Linked DNA regions of Homo sapiens: region 1 is linked to region 2. Evidence: read pairs that join two places in POLR2A ChIA-PET (ENCODE). Cell type or tissue: GM12878. All regions are shown on one strand. Links, peaks and the distances in the headings refer to the core of each region. The heading gives the core; the rest is flanking DNA.

Region 1 (5,820 bases), core at 645-4,644, 110 kb before region 2:
TTAACAGGAAAGTCTGTTCCTACATTTTAGTTTTTTCCCAAGTAGGAAAGATATTAAGTGCTTTTATGTGCCGGGTATTTTACATGTAGTACCTTTAATTTTTATATCAACTCTATAAGACAGCTATTATTATTTTTAAGATGAGGAATCTGAGAGTTTAGGTAGCTTGTCCAAGGTTATACAGCTAGTATAAGCAGAAGAATTGAGATTCCAACCAATTTCTGTCCAGTTCCCCAGCACTTTTCATGAAGCAGTTCCCAGCCTCTCGCTACACTGCTGTGTTAGAGCACCAGTAATTATAGCCTCCAGACAGCACATCCATTATTCTTCTAAATTTGTTTTTACCTTCCAGTCAGGTTAACAATATATGTTTTTTAAATTTCAAGTCATGTTTACTTAAGACCTTCCAAACCTATTTACATTTCAAGTGGAACCACTCGAGGTGGAGTAGTTTCTCACAGATTGTTCCATGTTCTCTATACTTCTTTAAAGCTTTGTTGAAACCAGGAGGTAGAAAAACTAACCAAAGACATATCACCGTGTCTGTGATGATTTCTCTTGTGGATTTGCAGTACTTTGGAGAAGAGGCACTAGGTAATCAGTATGAATCATTGTAACTATTATTCCTAGCCTTTTAAGCTACTGAATGGGAGTAAGAGAAGCTGAGTTCTATTCATATTTCTTCCAGAATTTCTCCCTGGGAGATCTAGGAAAGCCACTGTGTGCTTTCATTTCCTTACTTGAAATTTTCTTTTATGATACCTACTTTTACTTATTTGACAATTGCAAGGATAAATTAGGTGCTTTGTGAATGCTTTGAAGCAACTCCTTAAGAACATGATGTTACTTAACAATTTCTATTAGCTAATCAAATTTGTTCAATCTAACACCTCTGTTGATTTTGTCAGAGAATATAAGAATTTATAGAAATATATTTCAGATAAACTTTATAAGCAAACTCATTAAAACATTACAGAGCATTTTTATCATCAGCCCAAATGAAATGATTGAGTTTGAATATTAGAAAGGTATTTGGAAGTTGTGATAACCAAAATGAGACCCCTGAAAGATGCCCACATCTTAATGCCTGAAAGTTTGTAAAATGTTACCTTCTGTAAAAAAGAGATTTTGCAGGTGTGAGTAAGCCAAGGATTTTAAGATGGAAAGATTATCTTGGGTAATCAAGGTAGGCTGAGTATAATCACAAGTGTCCTAATAAGATGAAGGTGGAAATCTCAGAGTAGGAGAGAGATTTGAAAATGATATGCTGCTGGCTTTTGAAGGTAGAGGAAGAGGCCATGAGCCCAAGGAATGCAAGTCTCCTCTAGAAGCTGGAAAAGGCAAGAAAACAGATTCTCCTAGAGCCCCTAGAAGGAATGCATCCCTGCTGACACTTTTAGTCCACCTTGATTTTCATAGTTCTGACTTAGAGAATAGTAAAATATTGTGAGTGTTTGAAGCCAATAAATTATGAAAATTTGTTACAGCAGCAATAAGAAACTAATACAACAGGACTGTAATCTCATTTAACCACTGGATTTTGGTCAATGTGAAATAATAAATTGTCCTTGTTGTCAAGTCTGAAAACCTCACAGTGGAAGGTGGTGCTGGGGGCAGGGGAGCTGACTCATGTGCCTGGCTGCCTCTGTCCCTCTCCATATAAATGTAGTCTCAATTGAGTTGATAAGCTCTTTCCTAGGAGATTTATCTGATTACCACTTCTTGGTTACGTAAAGTGTGGTAAGAGCAGTTATGGTCTTTTGAAATTTTTTTAGGAAAGCCTTCTAATTGAGATTTCTGTTCTGTGACAGGATGATTATCTGCCCCCTTTAGCATATCTTGGTCCTGATACCTTTATCTACTCCAAGTGGCTGATGGAGATCTCTCTTCCTCTTCTGAATTTCTCCTGCTGCTTCATGTTGAGAACCTTTTAGGGACCTTTTCTTACCCACTTTTCTTGGATTAGTTCTAGTGTCAAGATTCTTTACTTCTGAACCAAGGTTGTTCAGCACCACTGGAGAAAATCACACAACCATATGGATGTATTTTAGAAAAAAATATTATCTATAATTAGGTATGTGTTTGTATGTGTGTGTGTCGGGGGGCTCTTGATGGGGGAGTGAGAACTCTGGTAGTTTTTTCCTGACTCAGAGGGATATAAGCATATAAAAGGCTTTTTGCATGTAACTAAGGCCCCCAGTCAGTTGGATTTAAGGTTATTGAGGGTAGATTTTACTGGATGGGCTTGACCTAATTAGGTAAGCCCTTTAAAGAGAGATGGTCTCCTGCTGGGCTAGAAGAAAGCAAAGAATCATTTTGTAAACTGCCTATGGAGAGAGGCAGCTTATATAAACTGACGGCCTGAGTCCTACAGCTGCAAGGAACTGAATTCTTCCAATGACCTGAGTAAACCTGAGAGAGAACCCCAAGCTCTAGATCAGAATCATAGAACCATAGTCCAGCCAATACCTTCAGTGCAGCTTTGGAGGCTTTGAGCATAAGACTGAGCCAGGCCCAGACTCCTGACTGATGAAAAGCAGGAGAAACTGACTGAGTGTTGTTTTAAGCCACCAAGATGTTATGCATATTTTGGTACCAAGAGGCATACCTAAAATATGGGAGCAGCTTTGGGATTAGACAGTAGACAAAGGCTAGGAAATGTTTGCAGAACATGATAGAGGAAGCCTATGTCTTAGTCCATTTTCTGTTGCTGTAACAGAATACCACAGACAGAGAAAATTATAAGCAATAGATGTTTATTTAGTTCATGGTTATGGAGGCTGGGAAGTCCAAGAGCATGGTGCCGTCATCTAGTGAGGCTCATTCCATGACAGAAGGCATCACAAGGCAAGAGAGCAAGAGTGTGCATGTCAGCTCAGAGCTCTCTCTCTTCCTCTTCTTATAAAGCCGTTAGTTCCATCATGGGGACTGTACCCTGATGACATTATCTAACCCTAATTAGCCCCCAAGACCCCACCTCTAATCAACACATGAATTTAAGGATTAAGTTTCTAACACATGAAATTTAGGGGACACATTCAAACCATAGCAGCCTGAGTTGCCATGAACAGACCCTTAGTAGAAATCTGAACTTTGAGAGCACTGCTGTTAGGCTCAGAAGTGAGGAGCATGTTATTGGAAATTAGAAGGAGAGGGATCCTTTTTATATACTTGCAGAACTATTAGCAAAATTGTGCATTCTGCCATCTTATGGAAAGAAGAACTTGTGGGCAATGAACTTGCTTGTATGTAGTGCTAAGGAGATTTCAAGCAAAGTATTGAAGTTGCTACTGGTTTTCTCTTACTGCTTGTAATAGAATGCAAAAGAGAGATAAGTTGAAGGAAGACATGTTAAAGAAAATGGATTAGGATTACGTGACTGAAAATTCGCAGCCTCTCCAGATGGCAAAAGATGCTAAAATTCAGAAATGGCTGCCAAAAGTATGGCATTGAGAAATAGCCATACTCAAAAGTATGGCATTGAGAGTGTGTGACTTTTGCTAAAAATATCAGAAAGATCAAAATGTCAGCGTATTCAGTACAAAGGCTCTTTTCAAGAGATTAAGGGTGTGCCTCACTGATTTTTTCACACAAACCTGAGGGCCTCTAGGAGGCTGAAGGGCATTGTCCTCTAGCCCTCTCAGCAGGAAGCCAAGATATAGAAAAGGGACAATCTTAAAAACATCTGTGGATGTGGCTTTTCTTTTATGGTGTGAATCCCTGTGAAATCCATGGAAGACCCACAAAGTTCTTGAGAAATTTATTGAAGCAGAAACACTGCCAGCTTCATCTAAAAAGGTCAGAGACAATACTACAAAAGGAAAGGAGATGGTTAAGTCCCCAAAATTCTACCAGCAGGAAGCAGTCTGATAAAACCACTAAGCTACAAACATGTGTTACCTTTCATGAAAAAGGAAGGATGACTCAGAGGGCAGAACCAAGAAGGATGGAGCCTTCAGAGAATGGAGCTGAGAGCCAAGGAGGATTATTCTCTGCCCTTGAAACCTAATCAAGAAACTCCCATTTACTCCCTGGATTTCAGAACTCCTTTGAAACAGTGACCCCTGTGACTCCTTTTTACTTTTCATTTTCCCCCATTAGAACTGTGATGTCTATAGCTGTTGTGCTGTGCCTATCCTACCATTATAGGTTGGGGGGTTTGAAGAAGGATGGCTTGTCTCTTTCATTTCATGGGTCCATATATGGAAGGATTTGTGCCCCAGGAGCTGCACTTAATGGATTGCAATGAAGAGCCTCATCCCCACCTAATTTAGTTGATGCCATTTTAGACTTGGAGCTCATCTATATTATTTACCACTATGTCCTCTATTTCTTGCACATAGTGCCCAATGAATAACAGCTTACTAAATATTTATAATTATTTGTGACCTTTATTAGACTGAATTAGAACCCATAATTCTGATCAATTTAGAAATAATACAGGGATTAATTTTTGTAATTCTTTAAGAATAAGAGTATCATTTATGGATAATGGTTAATTTTTTCAAGTAAATGACATTCTAAGGAAACTTGATTGGGTATCCAAATATATTTTTCCAGAATGAACAACTCTTCCTTCTCACTGCACACCTTCTTTAAATTTTACAGTTATATATTTTTAACTTGAAATCCCATAATTGACCTAGAAGGTTGTTATAATAATATGATATTTATTCAGGTCTGAGAGAGAATATTATAGAGTCAGAAGGGTTCCTGGTAAAAGCAGTGGTAATGAATGTAATTAATTTCAAGTTTGAAAAATTTCAAGATATAGCAACAAGGAGATTGCAGTAGTGTAAGTAAGTACAGACTATTATTGTTTGTGCTAAAAACAGAAATTGGTTAGGAATTAATGGAAAAAGTTAGTCTTGTAAGGGATGTTAGTGGTCAGAAAAGCAAAATGTGTCATTATTAGGATAAGAAGAAATTATGTATTCATTCAGGTTATAAGTGTAGATTGAAGTAATGTGTATCTGGTACTATTGAAATTTAAAATAGAGAAAATACAAGTTTATCTTATATATCATACATAGTTATTAACATGAATTTCTTAAATTGGTCTCTATTTTTTCTCTAAATATGTACATATATTATTAATTTTATCATTTATTTTTATAAAAAATGGGATAATTTTATATAGAGTATTATAACTTAATTTTTTTTTCACTGAGCAATCAATTTTGGGCGTCTTTCTGTATCAGCACGTATGCGTCTATACAATTCTCTTTAATTGCATTGCATAAATATATTAAAAATTATATACCTGTTCTGCTATTGGTTGGTATAATTTCAGTGTATCCAGTTTTTAGCTTTGTAAACAGTGCTGTAGTAAATATTTTTGTATGAACCTTTTGGCAAATTTCTGTGAGCTCAACAATTTCACATGTAGGTATGAACTCTAGAGAAGTTTTCATTCAATGTACATAGAAGTTTTGATTGCAATCCTGTTTGTAATGGTGCAAGACCAAAACAAAACAAGTACAATCCAAATTTTCATCTCTAGAGAACCGAGTGAATAAGTGATGAAATATCCATATCTAGAAAACTATAAAATGTAGAAAACATATCATTAACTATATCTAGAAATCTTGCAAACATGATCTTGACTGACAAAAGTGGCAGAGGGTAAGTACATTATTTGGCTATTAATGTAATTTTAAAGTGCATGCAATAGTACAATATATTGTCTATGAGAAAATACACAGTAAAAATGTTTTAAAGTGGGTGGGAAAGATATCCAGGCATACCTCATTTTATTGCACTTTATTTACCTTATTGCACTTCATAGGTAATGACAGTCTTTTTACAAATTGAAGGTTT
Region 2 (5,820 bases), core at 784-4,783:
CTCCTTGATTGGCTCAGTAGTCGACCTTCTGAATTCTTTTTCTGGCAATTCAGAGGTTTCCTGTTGATCTTGACCCATTGCTGGTAAGCCAGTATGTTCTTTTGGAGGTGTTAAAGAACCTTGTTTTGTCATATTACCAGAATTGTTTTTTTCTGGTTCCTTCTTATTTGGGTAGACTATTTCAGAGAGAAGATCTAGGACTCAAGGGCTTCTGTTAAGATTCTTTGTCTAATGGGGTGCTCTCTTGATATGGTGCTCTTCCCTTTCCCCTAGGGATGGGGCTTCCTGAGAGCTGAAGTGACTGTTATTTTTCTTCTGAATCTAGCCTCCCAGTGGAGCTACTGGGCTCCAGGCTGGTACTGGGAGTGTCTGCAAAGAGTTCTGTGATTTGACCCATCTTCAGGTCTCTCAGCTGTGGATACCATACCAGCACCTGCTCTGGTGGAGGTATCAGGAGAGTGAAGTGGACTCTCTGAGGGTCCTTGGTTGTATTTTTGTTAAGTGCGCTGGTTTTGTTTTGGTTGTCCTCAAGCCAGGAGGTGGTGCTTTCAATAGCACATCAGCTGCAGTAGTATAGGAAGGATCAGGCCGTGGGTGGGGCCATAGAGTTCCCAAGAGATTATGTCCTTAGTCTTCAGCTACCAGGGCCAGCAGACAATAACCATCAAGTGGGGACAGGGTTAGGTGTGTCTGAGCTCAGACTCTCCTTGGGTGGGGTTTGCTGTGGCTACTGTTGGGGGTGGGGTTGCAGTTCCCAGGCCAATGGAGTTATATCCCAGGGGGATTATGGCTGCCTCTGCTGAGTCGCACAGGTCACCAGGAAAGTGGTGGAAAGCCAGCAGCCACAGACCTCACCCAACTCCCACACAGCCCACAGCCCAAAAGGCCAGTCTCATTCCCACTGTGCCCTGCCAACAGCACCGTTTATTTCCAGGCAGCCTATGAGCAGGACTAAGAACTTGCCCCAGGCTACAAACCTCCCTGCTGAGAAAGCAAGCTGACTCACAGAGCCTGCAGTGGCAATCTACTCCTTCAAAGGGTCTGTGGTTTTCTCTGCTTTCCTGGTATGTTCCTATGGTAGTTCTTGGAGCAAAAGTTCATGATGTGGGTCTCCACATGCTGCTCTGTCCATCTGAGTGGCAGCTGCAAGTTAGTCCTGCCTCCTATCCACCTTTTTCCCCCTTTACTCTCAGCAGGTTCATTTTCTAACTTCCTTTCATAGAGAGTCAGTGGCTACTTAGTAGGGGTTCTGGCCTGGTGGGCTAGTGCTAGGGTGTGTCTTGGTCAGGTTGGGTGTTTACATAATTTTGGAATGAATAGAAAGATATAGAAGATGAATACAGGGACCACTAAGAGTACAACCGGAGAAAAGAATAGGTTGTTAAGACAAAAGGGAAAGCATACAACCTAAAATGGGACTCAAAACCAGGAGAGCCTGAAGAGCCAAAATAAGAATTGAAGCACAAGTGCATTAGTAAAACAGAGAATCCACGGATTACTGATGTGATGCAAAATATTTTCTTTCTTTTTTACTTTCTTCATTGCTTAACATTTAGTCCATAAAAGTAAGCATTGGGAGGGAACCCATCTTCTATGGCCTCCCTTTCTCTTTCATTTTCTTAACTGTGCAGTTCTCCAGGATTCTAGTTCAGTCTTGCTAGCCAAGGCCAGGGAATTGTCATTCTTGGCATCATCCTGGGAGGAGGAAGGTAAAATTCTACAAGACTCCTGCATTTCTCATAAATCCTTGAGATTCTTCAGAGTAGAGAATTTATAAGACAAGGAAACATTTCTCCTACTAATATTGCTCACCAATTACAGCATACCTCTGGTGAATTATTATGCTAAAAGACCATCTCCCTGCCATGGGTTGAGAAAGAGGAGGAAACAAAAGTAAAGGAAAGGTGGGAGAGAGCACACTCTCCCAACCATCTGTTCATTGCACTGCTTTTTATGTTTGAATTGAGATCTTGGACTTTTAGATGTCCTCTAACTCTTCGAGTTTTTGACTCTTTGCTAGAACTTCTCTGGTGTAGATAAGACCAAAGTTCTTATTGGCTTGAAGCTGCTAGTCAATCATTCTACTCTTTAGCACACAGATGTGGCCTCTTGCATGCAGAGAATTTTAAAGTGACTATAGCCTTGTGGTCTGTTCTTTTTATAGATGAAAGTAGCATTTGATCATAGCCTCAAGGAAAGTAATTTTAGAAATGCAATGTGGCTGACTTTTTTTCCTAAATAGAAAAATTTAATCTTTTACAAAGGCAATTTTGTTTTCTTTTTATACACCTTTCCATCTTTCATCTGAATACTTTATCTTGCCAACATCATCTCCATTCACTTTTCCACACATATCCTGTGCTTCAGCCAAGCTGAACTATTTATAGCTTCCCAAAGGCATAATGCTCGTTCATGCTTCTGCCCTGTTGCATATTCTGTTTTCTTTGCCTGGAATGCTTCTCCCTCTTTGAGTTCTTGATGGCACTCATTCCTCAAGGCTATTACATTTTTTTTCTTCACTTTCTCTTTCTGCCTATAACCTAACTTTCTGCTCTGGCCCCCTCATTTGGTTAGTGGCTCATTCTTCTGTGTTCCCATATTGCTGAATTTGTAGCATAAGTAACACAATTTTGTAATTATATTTGCCCTTCTATGTTTTCCATTAAGTAGTCAGCTCCTTCAAAACAAGGCTGAAAGTCTAAGCACCATTGTAGCACAAACATGTTGGCCATGTTATAAACGTTAACCAAACATTTACTATATTAGTTATCTATTGCTATTTGTGGCCGAAAATAACAAACATTAATTATCTCACAGGGTCAGGAAACTAGGAGGGACTTAGCGGGATGCCTCTGACTCAAGATTTCCCGGGAGGCTGTAAGCAAGCTGTTGGCTAGAACTGCAGTCTTTTCAAGGCTTGACTGGGGCTGAAGGATTTGCTTCCAAGCTAACTCGTGGCTGTTAACAAGGTTCAGTTTCTGGTGGGCTGTTGAAATGAGGGCCTCAGCTCCTTACCATGCCACGTAGGCCTTTGCATAAGGTTGTTCACAATGTGGTTACTTGCTTTCCTCAGTGCAAGAGATCTGAGAAGGAGGACACACACAAGACGGAAGCCACAGTCTTTTTTTATAACCTATTCCCAGAAGTACAACTCATCTCTTCTTTTTTTTTCTTTTTTATTCTTTTTATTTGAGACGGACTCTCGCTCTGTCACCCAGGCTGGAGTGCAGTGGTGCAATCTCGGCTCACTCCAAGCTCTGCTTCCCGGGTTCACACCATTCTCCTGGCTCAGCCTCCGGAGTAGCTGGGACTACAGGCACCCACCACCACGCCTGGCTAATTTTTTGTATTTTTAGTAGAGACGGGGTTTCACCATGTTAGCCAGGATGGTCTCGATCTCCTGACCTTGTGATCCGCCCACCTTGGCCTCCCAAAGTGCTAGGATTACAGGCGTGAGCCACTGTGCCCGGCCTCATCTCTTCTTTGTTAGAAGCAATTCAACGAGTTCAACTCACACCCTAGGGGACAAAATTTCACAAAAGTGTGAATACCATGAGGTGGGGCTCAATTGGGACCATCCTAGAGGCTGTCTACCACACATTTCATCTGGTAAAGTTGCTGGCTAATTAAGACTTGAATATTTAACACTATTGTTGGTGATAGTAATGGAAGTTCAAACCCGGTATATTTAAGAGAATTGTTACTTTTTAACAAACCTTCACTAGAGAAAGTAAAATGTGTTAATTATTTGGATTATTAACTAATTCTCTTAAATTACTGTTAAATATTATCTTCCTCAAGTGGTACATAGTGAGTACTTTCTCACTGAAAATACTGAAACAGGATACTTGGGCTTTTTTACTTATGATTTCTGTACTGTTTCTCCCAGAAGTGGTAGTCATGTACAATCACTACAACAAAGTTACTTTAAAATGTAAAGATTTCATTGGTCTTATTTATTTATCTATTTAATGAGCATATATTGAACAGTTGCTGTGTACAAAGGACTGCCCTGGTGTTAGATATAATGCCATTTTTTGTACAAATGACAAATTTCTAGCTTTATATTGAAAACCTTAGTTTTTAATTACACAGTGAGAATGTTCATCTATAATATGAATATGGAAATGAAAATGTATAATATAACATTCTTCTAGGTCTGTCCATAAAAGGGAAAACATTTCCATAGGAAGTACTTAAGACAGGGATCTACAAGTTATCACCAACAAACTTAATCTTGTCTACTGCTTGTTTTTGTAAGTAAAATTTTCTTGGAATACGGACACACCCATTTGCTTATATATTTCCTGTGGCTGCCTTCTCGCTACCCAAAGAGAGTAGAGTAGTTACAACAAAGATCATGTAGCCTTACAGAGCTTACAATATTTACCATCTGGCCCTTTACAGAAAAAATTTGTCAACTCTTGACTTAATACCAAAACGTAAAAATTGTGCTTCATGAATTGTTAGATTAGGATTTATTAAATACTTATATTTGATGATTACTTAGTGATGCAAGTGATGCACTTAGGATTTTCCATAATAAGGCATCAAGCCACCTATCTAGTTTTATTTGCTATTATGATTATATTCATATATCTGATAATAATAGTAATAGATAATTTTATTGAGCACTTACTATGTGTCAGGCAATGTATTCACACACAGACATACACATACACACACACACACACGTATCTGTACATGCCTCATTTGTCTTTGTAACACTATGTGAAAGGCACTGTTTTACAGAAGATGAAACTGAAGTTAAATATACCAGAATTTCAGCTTAGGGTTTTCTGATTTCAAAGCCCAAAGTCTTTGTGTATGACTCCTCCATTTCTTAGCATTTCCTCCATGAATATTATATTTTATTCAAACTGAACTCTTCTTTATTCCACAAATGTGCCTCTTTCCCATCTCTCTACATTTTGCTCAACCTGCTTCCAACTCATGGAACGCCCTTCCCAGCCATTTCTTCATGCCTGAATTTTACTAGTCTGTCAGAGGCCTTCATAACTCCTGCCTCTTCCATGACAGCTTTCTTGAATTCCCAGCCAGAAGTAATCTCAGTCCTATTCTTCAGCTGAAAAGCATCTATCATGGTCCCTGGTATACTTAAACTGTTTGTTACATGCTGGGTATTGATGTTAAAATACTAGACTGTAATGTTGCACATGAATTATTTTATAGTCATAGAATATTTTTCTTCTAAAAGATAAAATAAACTATAAGTATTTTTTCTAATGTTGTTATTATAGACTAAACTGACATTCATAATGAATAATTAATATGTAGTAAGGGAATCTGACAAGAAGATAGTCCTCTTATTTCAATCTGAAATTGCAAGTATATTTTGCAGTTTTCCCTAAGCAGTTTTATGTGCCTCATTTCCTTTTTATCAGCAATATTTTGTAACTGCATATGTGAAATGTAGGTTGAGCATGTAAAACTGTCTTGGTCATAGGCTGCTATTTTACCAAGTCCACTGGATAATTGGTATTTTTTGTAAATTATATTATCAAGGATATTTTGGGAATAAACCAGCTTCTTAAGACTCATATATCTTCTAGAATATGCTTCTCATTTGGATTTTCTTTGAAAGGATCATGGAATTATTATAAAAGCCAGACCAGCTTTCTTCATATTATTAAATACATTTGTGTTGGTTTCCATTGACACAGGTTTTGCTTTATCTACTTTACTTCATTTATTACTTTAAAAGGATTGCATTAAGCTAAGAGCTATATAGAGAGAAATATGACTTTATGCAAAAATATAACCTAGTCTGGAAGAGTTAATGAACAATGCAAGATAGTA

What was found. Peaks named below come from ENCODE experiments on the same cell type or tissue, not always from the same donor. Only the 100,000 strongest peaks of a DNase experiment are listed, where the experiment ranks them.
Region 1: POLR2A ChIA-PET joins it to region 2 with 5 read pairs; 2 of 35 experiments call an interaction of 5 or more read pairs at or near these places.

Annotation. Positions count from the first base shown.
Region 1 is chr12:99,563,730-99,569,549 of GRCh38, reverse strand. All of the region lies in intron 9 of ANKS1B (ankyrin repeat and sterile alpha motif domain containing 1B), which reads left to right. Among named protein-coding and RNA genes, the nearest start is that of GARIN6, 81 kb to the left of the region's middle. In GM12878, for the core only: no CTCF peak of the experiment used is centred there; no DNase peak of the experiment used is centred there.
Region 2 is chr12:99,450,661-99,456,480 of GRCh38, reverse strand. The region is part of intron 10 of ANKS1B (ankyrin repeat and sterile alpha motif domain containing 1B); the gene reads left to right. Among named protein-coding and RNA genes, the nearest start is that of GARIN6, 190 kb to the left of the region's middle. RefSeq lists enhancers at 309-808, 809-1,310. In GM12878, for the core only: no CTCF peak of the experiment used is centred there; DNase peaks (open chromatin) are centred at 2,045 and 2,960.